2 separate regions of the Homo sapiens genome follow, and region 2 is linked to region 1. The links are chromatin loops, found by intact Hi-C in ENCODE. Cell type or tissue: pancreas. All regions are shown on one strand.

Region 1 (8,000 bases):
CTCTTTAGGACACTTAGGTCTGTCTGGAAGGGAGGAGAGGCAAGACGTTGAGGGGAAGCTGACCTCCCCTCGGCCTCCCAAACAGGTGGCTTCTCACCCAGAACCTATTTTCTGGGGGGTGGGAAAAGGGGATCAAATAAGCATGATGGCTGCAGAACAGACAGTCCCTATATAATTTGCTAGAGAAAAAGCTATCTGTATGTCAATGAGGAGAAGATGGGTTCAGGTTTGGAGCTTCTCAAATGGTCATATGAGGGTTTCTGGTGTGTGAAGGTGATGAAGTCTCAGGGGAAACCCAGTGGCTCTTTCGGGAACGTCCATTTTCATTCCATATTTGTATGGGGAGTGGCAGTGGGTATTTGTATGTCATAGATGATGCAGGGGATGGCGAACGGCACGGGCATTTTTAAGATGGAATATGAGAGTTCAAGGCCATGTCTTGCCAGTGACTGCTTTAGGAGACCCGGGGAAAGGTGTGAGAATCCCTGACTGAGATGGGAAGGCCAGAGTTTTCACACGAGCTTGGACTGCAAACGCTTGGGTTTCCTGGGCTGGGGGAAGGAGGCTGGGGAAGGCCTGGGCGCTGGCCCAGACAAGTGCAGGGAGGTCCCAGGTTCCCAGGACTGGGCATCCAGTATCCTCGAGGGACACCATGAGACAGAAAGATAAGGAGGCAGGCAGATAAGAAAGAGGACAAAGTGGGGAAAGAGGAAGAGGGAGGGGGGAAAAAGAAGTTTCTCAGCAAGCCAGCCAGACTGGTCTAATTCCTTTTGGGCAAGCAAAGACTTCCTTATTTAAATTGATCAAATTACCTTCCTACATCCTTAGAGATGAATGTTAGACTCTCTGTCCATTTCCCGATGGGACCAGACAAATGGAGGGTTGAGCTAGGACCATATCCAGGGCAGGCCCCGACCACCTCACAGACATCTGATGGATCACTCGCGGGCAGGGTCAGCATGGGAAGATGGATGCGATGGTGCGGATAGTGTTGGTCAATCAGCAAGTCTTCCTGGGGGTGAGGATTTTGAATTTTTCTGGAGGCAAAGTCTCCACTGCAAAGCCAAGTATATACACAGACAGGTCCTAGTTCTCCTGTGTGGGCTTGGCTTTGTGGGGTTACGGGCACAGAGGCATGGTGAACACAGCCACTGCATCCCCCACGGAGCTGAACCTTCCCTCCTTCACAATCCCACGGCGGTTCCAGTTCCTGGGAGATTTTCAGATGAGCAGAACCAATCTAGAAACAAGCGGTTATGGCCATATCTTAGACGGAGAGAGGGAGATTTGGGCAGGATGAGCTGAAGTCATCATAATGGCATTTATTTGGCTGGACATCAAGCATCGTGGAAGAGGTGCCCCGGGAGTCAGGTGGGGGTGTCGCCTGCCTCAGGCTCCAGTTCCCGTGGTCTCCTATGAGGGGTCTGCAGTGCCCTGCGAGGCCGCATGGCTTTTTTAACCCAGCCATGTTGAAAATGTGTTCTGGCGGTCAGAGATAATACCTTTTCCTATAGAACATCATGAAGTACTGCAAAATTCAACTTTAAATAAATATCCAGTTTGTGCAAAACCAGCCCCTACCTTCAACCAGATTCTCACATAGATCAGGGGTGTCAGGCCCTGGAGTCGTAAAATTTGGGGAGATAGGAGAGGACAAGAGGAGGAGAAACTGAAAACAGCAACAATCCCACCTATGCTCAATTACTTGCCCTGCTAATTGGAAGAGGCCTTCGCAGCTGAGGGAGCAAGTCGCTGTTGCTGCTGCAGGCTGCGTCCATCCTGGGGCAGAAGGTGCAAGACCTCCTCCACCACAGAGGCATGGAAGCACTGAGGGCAGAGGCCACGCAGGGTCCATTTCTGTGCCCCTCTTAGTGCCTGGCACGTGGCCCCATCCAGGGTGGAATGGAAGGAAATTGAGTGGAATTTGAGGCAGGGAAGCTGGAAGGAGTCAAACGGCTGAATCTTTTCTTCAGAAGCCTCAGTTTAGCCATGTTCACTCTCTCTTCCCCCAAGGCTTTTACCCGAGGTAACTAATCACAAAGCATTTTGGCCTTGACAATACCACCCCGTATTCTTCAAGCTGTGAGTGCAAAGGCTGGAAGCAGTGGGATAGGGATTGGGGGGTGGGGCATGGTAATCCCCTGGTGAAATGGCCCCAAGGAATGGAAACAGAGTTCAGACCCTTGATGTTCTCTCTACCTTCCCGCAGCGCCTGGCCCCTGGCCAAATGCAACACTAACACCAGCAACAACACGGAGGAGGAGTAAGTACCCACACACCCAGCAGAGCCCTCCCCAAGCCCGGTGCCCTCCACCCCATAGAAGCCCCAGCTTGGCCTCTCTCCTTAGTGCTCCTGCTCCCCACTCCCAGAGCACCAGTAGAATATTTTAGAATCCTGTTCCCTTCGTTGGAATTCCATCCCTGTGGACAGAAGTCGGGGAGGGATGAGATCTGTGTGACTTCTTGGGGAAGTCGTCTGATCTCTTCGCCTCTCATTTTTCTCATCCATAAAGCAAAGGAATTGGATCAGATAAATGCTTTAAGCTTTAGCACTCTATACCACGATATATCTGAGGGTGCAGAACCGGAGTTCCTTGACAGAGCACTGGAGATTCTCCTTAATGATGAAAAGGCATTTTCTTATTCTACAACCTCAGGCTCTTGAGTGCCAGTGAAATGCCCTTGTTTTTGCTGCTGTTGTTATTGTTGTTTGTTTGTTTGTTTTTGAGATGGAGTCTTGCTCTGTCACCCAGGCTGGAGTGCAGTGGCGCCATCTTGACTCGTTGCAAGCTCCGCCTCCCGGGTTCACGCCATTCTCCTGCTTCAGCTTCCCGAGTAGCTGGGACTACAGGCGCCCGCCACCACACCCGGCTAGTTTTTTTGTATTTTTAGTAGAGAGGGGGGGTTTCACCGTGTTAGCCAGGATGGTCTCGACCTCCTGACCTCGTGATCCACCCGCCTCGGCCTCCAAAGTGCTAGGATTACAGGCATGAGCCACTGCGCCTCGCCTGAAGTTCCCGTGTTTTAAGGCCAATTTGGGCCAATTTTGGGGGCGTAATCAGAGCAGTGGAAAAAGGCAATTTAAATATGTCCAGAGAATAGCCTCTTCAAAGGGTGACCTGCTATAATTCCTTTTTCCATCACCAGATACTAAGGTGGCAGATTAGGGACAGCGTGGCACTATTCAGGAGGGGAAGTCTTAGTTGGAGATTAGGGAAAAAATACCTATATCAGTGAGAAATGCCGATTTCTTGACTTCCAACAGACAGAGAAATGTGCCAAGGGTTTTTCTTGTTATTTCTCTCTTTGTTCCTCAGCTAGAACTTTTTTCTATTTTCTCCATGAAGGAAGCATGTCTTTTGTTTGCATAAATTTGGACATCAAATCCAGAGACCCAAATGCCAGCCATAACGAAAAATGAGATGATTTTATCTACAAAGCAATAGCTATAGTGATATGTGTTTGACTTAAAGCCAAACCTGACACTAAACACCCTTGCAGCTGCAGTATCAAGTCTTTCAGGCAGGGAACGGCTCCAGATACTGAAACCATGGACAGAGGTCCTGGGGGTTTCTAGGCATCTTTGTCCTGGGGCTGGGGTGTGGGCAAGGATGTGGGTGGATAGCGTGGGCTGCACCCGGCTCTTCAATCTTTCAATAAATGGGCTCACTTCACTGGTCCACTTTGAAGCCAAGGACCAAGGGACAAAACTGGGAACTATCCCAAAATGAGGACACACACAAAATAATTATTTATGAACACCTTCCCCGACTCTTCACTCCATTTCTGTCATTTTCATATGGTCTCATTTGTCCTGAATAATTTTTCCCTCCCCCATCAAACTGTTCCCAGCCAAAACCAGCAGCATTTTGCAGTTCTGTGTAGGGTTCTTTTGGGGCAGTGCTGGGTGGATTTGGGGATGCAGCCGATGGTGCTGGGTCTTTCCTAGGCTCTCAGCAGTTTGGTACCCAGACAGGCCAAGGCCCGTAATCCAGGGCCACAAATCTTGCACAAGGCAAGCTGAGTCCGGCGTAAACTGCAGGGCAAAGCTCACCCAAAAAGCTTGAGGGCAGCGCCGTCTGCTGGTGACTTGACGTTAAGACTCCAGTGCCTGAAAAGAGACCAGGGTTCACATCACCCTGGAGGACAGAGGAGGGGTAACTTTCCTTGCTCTTTTCATTTAATGATTTTAATAACCTTTTATTCTAATTCACTTTATTGAAATACTCTTGCTGAAAACTTGGAAAACAAGAAAAGCACACAGGGGCATACACACACAAAAACTGCACTTCATGCTAACCATGGAATTCCACTATCAGAGATAGCCCCACTTAACATGTTGACAAATATACTTCCAACTTCTTCCTAGGCATATATATTGAATACTTAGATTGATACAATATATTTTATATATACATATACTTGTTAAGAGCATCTGTTTCCCAACTCAGTTGCCTCAGAGCTTTGTGACCTTGGACAAGTGTATTAGTCCATTCTCACATTGCTAGAAAGAAATGCCTGAGACTCGGTAATTTATCAGAAAAGTGGTTTAATTGGCTTGAGGTACTGCAAGCTATACAGGAAGCATAGCAGCTTCTGCTTCTGGGGAGGCCTCAGGAAGCTTTCAATCATGGTGGAAGGCAAAGGGGGAGCAAGGAGTCTCAAACGGCAGGAGCAGGAGGAAGGTGGGGTAGGTGCCGTAAACAACCAGATCTCAAGAAAACTCACTCACTGTCTCAAGCAAAGCACCAAGGAATTGGTGCCAAACCATGAGAAATCCACCACCATGACAGGGACACAGATTCAAACCACATAAGCTGGTTACCTAACTTCTCTGTGTATCTGTTTCCTGGCTTATAAAATAAGGATTGTAATAGGGTCTTATTACATGGTGGGAGTGAAGACTGAATGTGTTACTCTGTGAAAAGTGCTCAGAACAGTGCCTGGTACATAGTAAGTGCTCAATAAATATTGACTTGTGTGGTAGGCAGAACAATCTCCCCCAAAAGATGTCTACCATCCTAATCCTTAGAACCTGTAAACAGGTTACCTCATATGGCAAAGGGAACTTCGTAAATGTGATTACATTCAAGGTCCTTGAGATAGGTAATGATTTGACTTGGCTGTGTCCCCACCCAAATCTCATCTTGAATTGTAGCTCCTCTAATTCCCATGTGTCGGGACAGATCTGGTGGGAGGTAATTGAATCATGGGGGTGGGTCTTTCCCATGCTGTGAATAAGTCTCACGAGATCTGATGGTTTTGTAAAGGGGAGTTCCCCTGCACAGACTCTTTGCGTGCCGCCACGTAAGATGTGACTTTGCTCCTCATCTGCCTTCCACCATGATTGCGAGGCCTCCCAAGCCATGTGGAACTGAGTCCATTAAACCTCTTTCCTTTATAAATTACCCACCCTCGGGTATGCCTTTATTAGCAGCATGAGAACAGACTAATACAGGTAGGTTATCCTGGATTATCAGGGTGGGCCCACTGTAATCACATGAGTCCTTAAAAGCAGAAGAGTGGGTCAGAGAAAGTAAATGGAAGAAGAAGAGAGTCACAGTGTGAGGGGGACTCGACCCATCACTGCTGGCTTTGAAGATGTAGGAAGGGGACCTGAGCTAAGGAAGCCACAGCCTCGAAAGGTGCAGCCAGCAGGGAAACAGGGATCTCAGCCCCACAATCGCAAGAAGCTGGATTCTGCGTAAGATCCAAACGAGCAGGAATCAGAGCCCCGCCTAGAGACTCTGGGGGATGGCAGCCCTGTCAACACCTTGATTTTAGTCTGGTGAGATCCACAGTAGACTTCTGACCTACAGATCTGCAAGATAATACATTTATGTTGTATAAGTTTGCAGTAATTTGTTCCGGCAGAAATAGAAAACTGATCCAGCTATTACGGTAAACTCTTTTGTAGTCTGCTTCTTAACTTAGCAAAATATTAGGAACCGTTTTCCCACGTCACTAGCTCTTCTGAAACAGCGTTTTAAGTGGCCATGTAGAATTCACCGTTGAGGATGAGCCTGCATGGTCGTGTGATTCGGTGGCTCTCCCTTTTTGATTGTCATGAATAATGGCAGTGATTATTTTTCCACACGTATCGCACACAGCCTTGATTATTTCCATAGGAAGTGTTAGGTAATTGTGAATGGATCTTTTTCAATGAGTGTTTAATTAGCAGAATTTATCTCTCAACCATGCCTTCCTTCAGCGTGTGGAAGAGAGAAATCAGAGGGGCCTGAAGGGGACTCGAGGGGTTGTCCCTTCCGCAACCTTTGTTTCTTCAACTATTCAATGGGGCATTACTGCCTGCCTTGAAGAAATTTACATGTATTCATTAGATAACTTTATAAGAGTTCCTAGCTCTTAAAAGACACCCAATAAAGAAGAGGCAGCAGTGTGAAGTCTTATGTTGAAGAAAAACCTGCAGTCACAGGACCATCCTGCGGACGCTGCCTGAACCGTCTCGCAGCCCAGCAAAGTCCGAAGGCGTGTCTGAACTCGGCCACATTTGCGAACCTGCGACCACACGTATTTGCCACTACATGCGTCACAGACCCGCCTCTTCGAATGTTGCTTCCCTTCTGCTCACTGGCTTTCTCATTAAGGCCCAGGTTTTCACTTGATCCAGAGAGAGGTTTCAAGAACAGCGGACAGGCCACACCCTTCCATTCAGAACGGAGAGCCTGGCGTGGGATTTCCAAAACTCCGAGTAACTTTCCCAACTTCAATGTGTGGATTTGGGTCTATGTCGTACTACCTCAAAACGTCTCCAGTCTCTGGCTGTTTGTGACTTCCCAGGAGCTCATGAAAATAGATCAGAAATTGTAGAACATTAGACTGAGCCACTAATTTCTCAATGTATACTCAATGGGGTGGTTTACCTCACGCTTCAGGAATAATAATAACAAATCAATAACCCCATTTCATCCCAATGCGCTGGAAGCACCCCTTGCCACGCCCTCTCTTCAGGACGTCTCCACGACGCCACACGCCACGCCCTCTCTCCGGGACGCAGCAGCCTGCCCCTTCCATTTGGTAATGTCCTTGATATATGAAGTCTGCTAAATGTGCCCCGGCATCATCCAGCAGCAAGGCAGAAAAGAACGAAGAGAAAAAAGAAGAGAGAAAAGCTACCTAAAACACGAGGAGGAAGTACTGAAGGAAGCTGCCTCTAAAGACGGGGTGCCATGGTCCCAGCAGGCCTGACCCCTCCCTGCAGGGCTCCAGGGCTGGGTATCTTGGAGCAACGCTATCAGGGGGCCTTAGCTTCGGCCCTGGAGGGGAGAGGGTGCTTGGAGCTGAGGAAAAGTCGGTCCCAGCAGGCTGCAGACCATGCCTCCTGAGACCATGTGAAGCCCCCATCTTGCAGAAAGAATCCTCTCCAAGCTCCGGGAACTCAAGGGGGGCTTATAAGTAAAGAGAGTTGCTTGTCTGCAGCCTCCGGTGGGCAGCCGGGGGCTGCCCCTGTGAGCCTGCTCATGTGCCCCCCACCCGAAGCATTTCGTTTGCCCTCACAAGTGGGCCGGCCACACGTAGGCTGAGGGCTTCTCTGGGGCACTGGAAGATACAATGTTCACAAACTTTCACCCAAATTCAGTGGTGATGAGAGCTGTAGGGAACGTCCCAAAGCCCGGTCAGTGAGTGACCTTGCACTTGCAGCATCCAGGTGAAGGCAGGAAGTCACTGGGGTCTCCGATGGAGCACAGGAGCACTCTGCAGGCCTGGGCCAGCGTGGGTCGCATGGGATGGCAGAGGGGACACATGGACCCAACAAAAAGGCAGTCTCCAGTACAGCCTGTAAACTTGAATCTGCGGGAAATTCTAAGAATAAAAGTTAAGCACTCTAAGCTATGTATTTCATTCCGTGCGGGCCCACGTGACAGGTTATTCCCAGGCTTTTGATGGAGAGGTGTGATGCAAGCCCTTGGAAATGAGCCTTTACATCGTCCGCACAAACACAGTGAGGGAGGTGGAGAGGGTTCTGGAGGGAATACTGT
Region 2 (8,000 bases), 640 kb before region 1:
GGTCCCGTGCCTCGTGTGGTGCGGGCAGGGAGGGGATGAGCAGACCGTGCCAGGCCTTGCGGGCTGCCAGGAGGACTTGGAGTTTTACCCTGAGTTGGGTGGGAGCTAGGGGGTGCTGTGAGCAGAGGAGGGGGAGGACCTGACTCAGGGGCAGAGAGGACAAGACAGTGGGAGACAGGAGGGAGCGAGGGCCTGGGCGGAGCTGACTATTCCTGCCTGGGGGTCCAGGTGAGTGATGCTGCGGCTGCTTCCCGGTGGCAGAGGCAGAGATGAGGAGTGCGGTGGATTCTGGAGAGATTCTGACACCAGAACTGCCAGGGTTTGCTGATGGATTGGGTGTGAGAGAAAGAGGAGCTGCTGGAGAGGACAGTGGAGGAGCCATATGTGTGTGCACATGGGGATGGGGACAATCAGGCCACATTATCTTTGAGATGCCTGTGAGACCTCAGCACGTCGAGGGTGCAGGCATAGGTCTAGACTTGGGAGTCGTAGCGTGTGGGTGATCCCTAAAGCCTTGAGACTGGATGAAGGCAGGAGTTTTGCCTGTTTTGTTCACTGCTGTGTCCCCAGCCCCACGCCTGGCACACAGCAGGTGCTCAATAAGCGTTTTTGAACACATGGTCACCTGGCTCATGCCCAGCTGGGTCAGAGAAGCATGCTTTGCCCCTGGGAACTTGGCTAGTCTTCTCCCAGCTGACCCCGCCTTCCCCGCCACCCCAGGGAGGAGATCCCTGTGAGCAATGTGGCCGAGCTGCTGCACCAGGTGTCCATGGGGATGAAGTACCTGGAGGAGAAGAACTTTGTGCACCGTGACCTGGCGGCCCGCAACGTCCTGCTGGTTAACCGGCACTACGCCAAGATCAGCGACTTTGGCCTCTCCAAAGCACTGGGTGCCGACGACAGCTACTACACTGTAAGCCTCTGCCCCTGTGATGCCCGACTGGATGGGCTGGGTGGGTAGAGGGTCCCTGACCCCTGATCCAGCAGCATCTCCCCCTCCCCAGGCCCGCTCAGCAGGGAAGTGGCCGCTCAAGTGGTACGCACCCGAATGCATCAACTTCCGCAAGTTCTCCAGCCGCAGCGATGTCTGGAGCTATGGGGTCACCATGTGGGAGGCCTTGTCCTACGGCCAGAAGCCCTACAAGGCAGGCGCGGGCAGAGGCAGGTGGGCGGTGTGGTGGGGAGGGGGATGAGGAGGAGGACACTGGTCACTCACAGGTGTCTCTGCCCCGGCTTGAGCAGAAGATGAAAGGGCCGGAGGTCATGGCCTTCATCGAGCAGGGCAAGCGGATGGAGTGCCCACCAGAGTGTCCACCCGAACTGTACGCACTCATGAGTGACTGCTGGATCTACAAGTGAGTGCCAGTGGGGAGGGGACCCGGCTGGGCTGACCCCTGGAAAGTCCTGGTGCCCGATGAGTTGATGTCAATATAACTCTACCCAATGTCATCTCACCCAAAGCCCTTCACCCAGTTCATAGCCTTTGCAGCTGCCCCCTACCCCCACACCCAGCTCTCCAACACACCAGGGTTTGCTGTCCTGCTCCAGTGTGCCACACCCTGCCATCCCACCTGTGGGCCTGTGCCTCAGCATCTAAAACCTCAGCCATCACTCAACACATGGACCCTGCAACACGCAAACAGGTCCATACTCTGCTACTCAACCTATGACACTGACACTCAGGGCATGAGATGATTCTCCAGTACCCAACACTCCAGTCCCCACCAGCCAGCACACAGCACCCAACTACCAGACAGGTGAGCACTGAGGTACCAAATACTCATCTATTCCAGCCCCCACCTCTGCCTGGTTGAAGCCCAACCTTCAGACATCTCAACTCCTAACACCATCAGTATCCCAACTTCCCATCAGACAACAGGCAACACACCCCCAGACAAGCGGACGCCCTAGACTGCCCATGCAATGTGTGGACACTGTAACGCATGACCCCCCACCGGCCAGCACTTAGCATGCTGACACCCCAACACCCAAGCAGCCCAACAGATAGACACCCTCTCTGGCTGGCCCACCCTCCTGCGACATGTGTTAATTCCACCTCCATCAGGAAACACCCAGGGCACCACACCCCAGTACCCAAAGAGGCTAGCACCTAGCACCCCAACACAGTCCATGGATACCCCATGCACAGTACCGTTAATACTGCCGCTCCCCGCTGGCCAGACCCACTGCCATGCTCCAGGCTTCTGCTGATCACCAGCCTTGCACTCCCTCTCATCTAAGCCCCAGCACACTGATACCCTGGCCCCAGGTGCATGCACAGAGCATCAGCTTTCTATATCCCAGGTCCCCGTGGTCAATAGTTGCCACTCTGACACCAAGTCCACTCAGTCCCCTGAGTCCTCACTGGTCAACGCTCGGTAGAGGGGTCATCCCAGCACCCTGTGTGTGGGCAGCTCTGCCTCCTTAGGCTGTGTGGCATTGCCCAACGCTCTCACACCCCAGAGTCCTCTCCACCACCCAATGTCCCGCCACCCCAACAGCCCTGCTGACTTTCTGAGCCCCAAAAGTCTACCTCAGCCAAGCACAGTGCATGCCCACCCACTGGTGAAGCTGGGTCCTGGGGGCGTGGTCAGCAGCCTGGATGTACCCCACGCCCCACAGGTGGGAGGATCGCCCCGACTTCCTGACCGTGGAGCAGCGCATGCGAGCCTGTTACTACAGCCTGGCCAGCAAGGTGGAAGGGCCCCCAGGCAGCACACAGAAGGCTGAGGCTGCCTGTGCCTGAGCTCCCGCTGCCCAGGGGAGCCCTCCACGCCGGCTCTTCCCCACCCTCAGCCCCACCCCAGGTCCTGCAGTCTGGCTGAGCCCTGCTTGGTTGTCTCCACACACAGCTGGGCTGTGGTAGGGGGTGTCTCAGGCCACACCGGCCTTGCATTGCCTGCCTGGCCCCCTGTCCTCTCTGGCTGGGGAGCAGGGAGGTCCGGGAGGGTGCGGCTGTGCAGCCTGTCCTGGGCTGGTGGCTCCCGGAGGGCCCTGAGCTGAGGGCATTGCTTACACGGATGCCTTCCCCTGGGCCCTGACATTGGAGCCTGGGCATCCTCAGGTGGTCAGGCGTAGATCACCAGAATAAACCCAGCTTCCCTCTTGTCTGAGCGCCCTCATCTTTTCCGGGGTGAGGGTAGGTGTCAGGGGAGGGGTGGGTTATGAAAAGTGCATGGAGGTGACTGTTCTTGTGTGGACTGAGCCTGGAAGTGACCCCTGGGAAGATGGGGCTGGGTCCCACTCTCCACCCTAGGGACACCTTCATGTGAGTGAGCGGCTGGGGTGGAGTGGGGAACCTGAGGCCAGGCGGGTGTGGGCCCAAGGGCTGCGTGCCTGGCTGAGCCCAGCTCCCCTGTGTGGAGATGAGTGTGCCCCATGCCAGGTGCACGTTAGGATCACCTGGAGCTATTTTAACAAACGCTAACCCCCCCTCCCCCATCCAGCTGGGGTCTTCACCCCCCCAGGGGTGCCTTGCAAATCATGAGATACAATGCTTTTCATTGGTAGATGCACGTATTAGCTCCCGTATGAACCGTATTACTGAATTTGAATCTGAAAAATACCAAAATGCAAACATTGTTTTTAAATTAATTGTTTTAAAAGCTAATGAACGAATTAAGACAAATTGCATCAATTTAGTGGTTTCTTAAATCGTGGTTTGCAGGTAGTTCAGTTTTATTAAAATTCATTTGTGAGTCGCTGAACGACTTACATTATGTAAAATATATCAGACAGTAAATGAATTGTGGCTTTCATTGCCTTTTGGTCATCATTATGTTTCATGTCATCATTATTGATGAAAGTAATCTTATTTTATAAGAAGGAGGCATTAAAAAATGGGTGTCAAGTACATTGGGAACGCTAACAGACCCACCAGAGATGTCCGCTGAGGAACCAACGAAAGAGGGTGCAGTTCCGCAGAGCACTCTCCAGGTGGCGATGTTTCCAGAGGCCGAGGCCAGCTGGGGTCAATCCCGCCCTCACTGCCTGCTTCACCTCTGCACGTCTCCTTTTCCGCTAGCAGCACGACCTCAGGCCCTCACCTCCAGGTCCCCATTCCTGTCCCCTGTTGGGGTGATCAGACCCAACACCAGGTCGTGGGGGTGACAAAGTCCGGCAGAGTCAAAGGATTGAGAAAAAGACAGTTTGAGAGATAAAAGTGGGACACCAGGGGGTCATCGCCATCATGGAGGCTGCGAAGACCCTGAGCTCTGGGAGCCCACGGTATTTATTTGTAATCCAACAAAGAAACAGGTGGTGAGAATGTGGCTGTCAAAAGGACACGTTGCATTAAGCACATGATTTACAGCTGTGATGGTTTAGCTTTTCTACGGAACATGTTCTGCTACTTGAGATAATGGGAATACAATCGATCTAGGAGCCTAGGAAGGCTAGAAGCAAGGAGCCAGCAAGTCTAGACACGTTCCAGAGGCCATTATTTCAGTCATGCAAGCCCCATCTCAGTTTCCCTCCCAACACTCAGCTTTTTCCCAACAGTCCCCTGGAAGGTGCTTGCAGGATCTTTTCTCTTGGCGGCTCTGACCAAGCCCCTTCACCCTCCTCCAGGGTTTCCAGCGCCCACGCGGACTCCCCTCTGGGCCTCTGCATTCACCGCTGCCGCTGCCTGGAAAGCTCTCCCCGTCCCCACCGGTGATGTCCCCTAGGAAAGCTCCCCGTCCCCCGGGGTGATGTCCCCTAGGAAAGCTCCCCGTCCCCTCCCGGGTGATGTCCGCTAGGAAAGCTCCCCGTCCCCCCCAGGTGATGTCCCCGAGGAAAGCTCCCCGTTCCCTCCCGGGTGATGTCCGCTAGGAAAGCTCCCCGCCCAGGCTCCCTGGGTATGGAGGAGAGGGGCTGAGGGACGCAGTTTCTGATCACTGCTTGCACACCTCCTGTGATGGGCAGCTCATCCATTACCTCTCAACGCAGCCTGGGCTGGTAAGTGAGTTACAATTCTTAGAAAGGTTTTCCAGCTGCTGACACCAACCTTGACCCCCATTCCCTTTACCGTTCCAAGACCATACAGAGCACACCTCTTCTCCAAATATCTCACTCCTCCTCTATTGATCATGTGCCTATTCCAGACGTGTGTCATGAGGCACACAGGCTCAGGGTGATAACCACTGGCATGGTGGCAGCCCACTGGGCCCTGGAGGTCCAGAGAAGCTCCTGAGCCAGCTGAGAGGGGCCAATCTGGTGGGCTTCCTGTAGGAGGGAACGCCTTAGCTGAGTTCTGAAGGGTGAGTGACATTTGGTTGGGGACCGTAAAGAAAGTATCCCAGGGAGCAGGAATAGTGTGTAGTGGGAGAGAATGTCCTTCTGGAAACAAAGAGAGGTTTTGGCGGGGCTGGAAGGCTGAGTTTGGAAATGGGAAGAAAACGCAAGGCCTGGTGCGGTGATCAAGATGGGAGGTCAGTAACATCCTCTTTGTTTCATATTTCCTGACTCCTTGGCCAGGAAGCAACTAACATCTCCATCTACCAGGTCCACGGCTTCCTAGCATTGGGTTTTACCATTTTAAAAACATTTTTTAATTTTAGATGGGAAAAATATCTTATTGTGTAAATTAAGACAAATTAGCATTTCTCTTGTAAGTGGCGAAGTTGAGCAGTGTTTTCAGATGTGCGCCAGCTTGACAGATGCCACCTCTTGCTGTGAACGTCTCATGGCCTCATGCCCAGCACAGAGCTCGCACCTTCTCAGGCCCCATCCTCTGCTCTGAGCAAAAGGCCAAGGGCGTAGGCTGCCCTGTGGCCACATGGGTGAGGATATGGTGAATCAGTTTCCTGTTCTGCTTCCATTCACCTTTTGTCCCTTCAGGGTTTCAAATTTCTCTCTTCTCTGTTGGAGGCTGGGGTCCCATGTGCCTGTAGCTTTGTCCTTGTCTGAGGTATCTCTGAGCTCAAATTAGAGGGCTGTGAAGCCCCAGGAAGGTATTTGTGGGAGGCAATTCTGATGTGCTGGGTGCCTCGAACACACAACTTCCTGTTTAATTCTCAAAACATCTGCCTGGGGTGGGGACTCTTGAACCCATTTTACAGTTGAGGAAACCAAGGCTCTGAGGACTTGGTTTACAGACCCAACATGCCCACTATCCCAAGGCCAATATGTAAGAGGCAACTCTATTGGCAGCTTTTCTGGGCTTCATTTAACAAACTCCTCTGTAGACATTAAGGTTCTGTTTAATTCATGTTCTAGAGGACAGAGGTTGTTAGCTCTCCATCTTGAGGCAAAACTCTTTGTCCCACCCTGCCCAATCAAGGCATGGAAGCCCTGTTTCTCATCTAGGAAGGGGCTGTGGTGTTCAGCTCAGCACCAACCTTATACTTCAGGGAGAGAAATGGGAAAGAAAAAAAGGGAGAAGAAAGCACATACATTCATCCTCCTCGGAACCAAACTCCTGAGTTAGGCCTTGGTTCTGGCTCCGTGGCTGCCACTAAAATCCCATGTGGCCTTGTTAAATCCCTCCCACCTCTGGCTCTCCACTTCCGCTTCTGTGGAGTTTTTATTCTAGCAATGAAACTTTTCACATATGAGCTCCTGGTTCTTTCTTATATCTGCCTGCTTTTGTCTCATAGTCTCCTGTTCTTTCTTTTCTTTGAGATAAAGTTTTGCTCTTGTTGCCCAGGCTGGAGTGCAATGGCGCGATCTTGGCTCACTGCAATCTCCACGTTCCGGGTTCAAGCGATTCTCCTGCCTCAGCCTCCTGAGTAGCTGGGACTACAGGCACCCGCCACCATGCCCAGCTAATTTTTGTATTTTTAGTAGAGATAGGGTTTCACCATATTGGTCAGGCTGGTCTTGAACTCCTGATCTCAGGTGATCCACCCGCCTCGGCCTCCCAAAGTGTTGAGATTACAGGCATGAGCCACTGCACCCGGCCTCCTGTTCTTGTTTATGGCTGTTATTCCCTTCTTTATCTCTTTGAGTTTTTAATATATTTATTGCAAAATTCTTTTAAGGTTGCACTATTATTCTCTATTTCCTCAGACGTAAATTCTTCCAGTTGGGGAGTTTGTGGAAATTTCATGAAGTGGTTGTGAATCCATTGTCTCTTCAGAATATTTCTTGCATGTGTATCTTGTAAGGGCTGTATATGAGAGCCTGTGCTCTTGGCTTCATACATTAGGGGGCCCTGCATTGGTACTAGCCTCCTAATGGGTAGGTGGTGGGGGGCTTCAACCCTTGTCTCTGGGCATCTCTGCAGTGGTCTCTTGTATACCTGGTATTTTCCTGTCATTGCTAAGTGTTTGAAGAATGGTTTCTATGTGTACTTGGTCTGCCATCTTGAATGAAAGTCCAATTTCACCATCTGTAAACATTTCACAGATGAGGCACCGGAAGTTCAGGGAGGTGGCCTGACTTGCCCCAGTCCACACAGCTAGGAGGGAGAATTTGAACCCAGCGAAACCCTATCCACTCCCCGCTCCTCGGCAGGCCCTGGCCCGGTGCTCCCCTCAGCTCTGACTCATTGCTAGCTCTGCATTCCCTGGACACCTTCTTCCTCAGAGAGCTGGGAGAATGGCCTCTACCCTGTAGACACGCTAAATAAACTCAAAATTTTGTTCTGGTGGACGAAGTGAAAAAAACCAAAACTGGCAGATTAGCTCGGTATAATATGACAAGGCCCTGGACTCTGCAGTCTGGCTGTGAGACCTCAGGGAGGTTACTTAACCTTGGGGAGCTTCAGTCTTCTCATTTGTCACATGGTGATAATAACTGTGTTTACCTTTCTGAGTAGTGATGTGAAGTGAAACAATGCATTAGTTTAGCACTTAGTAGCTGCTTATTAAATATTACTTCCTTCCATGGAGGAAAGCAAACTGGGGATGGGGCCAGGGGAATGTGATAGCTGATCCATCAAATTCCTGAAAGGTTTCATGGGCCAGAGGGAGGAGAGCTTCTCCATGGTCTGAAAAAGAGAACAGAGAATAACAGGGAAGGATCCAGGGAAGGTGACACAGCTGCAAAGTCTGTTCATTGGGGTAAAGAATAATCCC

Evidence for each region. Hi-C counts contacts between places; a loop is a spot of excess contacts. Peaks named below come from ENCODE experiments on the same cell type or tissue, not always from the same donor. Only the 100,000 strongest peaks of a DNase experiment are listed, where the experiment ranks them.
Region 2: a loop joins it to region 1, with 2.9 times the contacts of the local background. A loop is called at or near these places in 13 of 110 quality-filtered maps.

The regions. Positions count from the first base shown.
Region 1 is chr2:98,381,179-98,389,178 of GRCh38, forward strand. CNGA3 (cyclic nucleotide gated channel subunit alpha 3) reads left to right here. Exons shown (of 8, transcript NM_001298.3): 5 at 2,210-2,263. Among named protein-coding and RNA genes, the nearest start is that of CNGA3, 39 kb to the left of the region's middle. RefSeq lists enhancers at 1,052-1,629, 2,206-2,783, 2,784-3,359 and a silencer at 6,920-7,107. In pancreas, a CTCF peak has its summit at 4,109 (motif pointing left); a DNase peak (open chromatin) is centred at 4,053.
Region 2 is chr2:97,736,753-97,744,752 of GRCh38, forward strand. It overlaps ZAP70 (zeta chain of T cell receptor associated protein kinase 70), which reads left to right. Exons shown (of 14, transcript NM_001079.4): 11 at 721-913; 12 at 1,005-1,145; 13 at 1,243-1,355; 14 at 2,623-3,108. The coding sequence ends at 2,746. Among named protein-coding and RNA genes, the nearest start is that of ZAP70, 27 kb to the left of the region's middle. RefSeq lists an enhancer at 2,808-3,307. In pancreas, a CTCF peak has its summit at 3,927; DNase peaks (open chromatin) are centred at 26, 1,039, 2,899, 3,979 and 1 weaker place.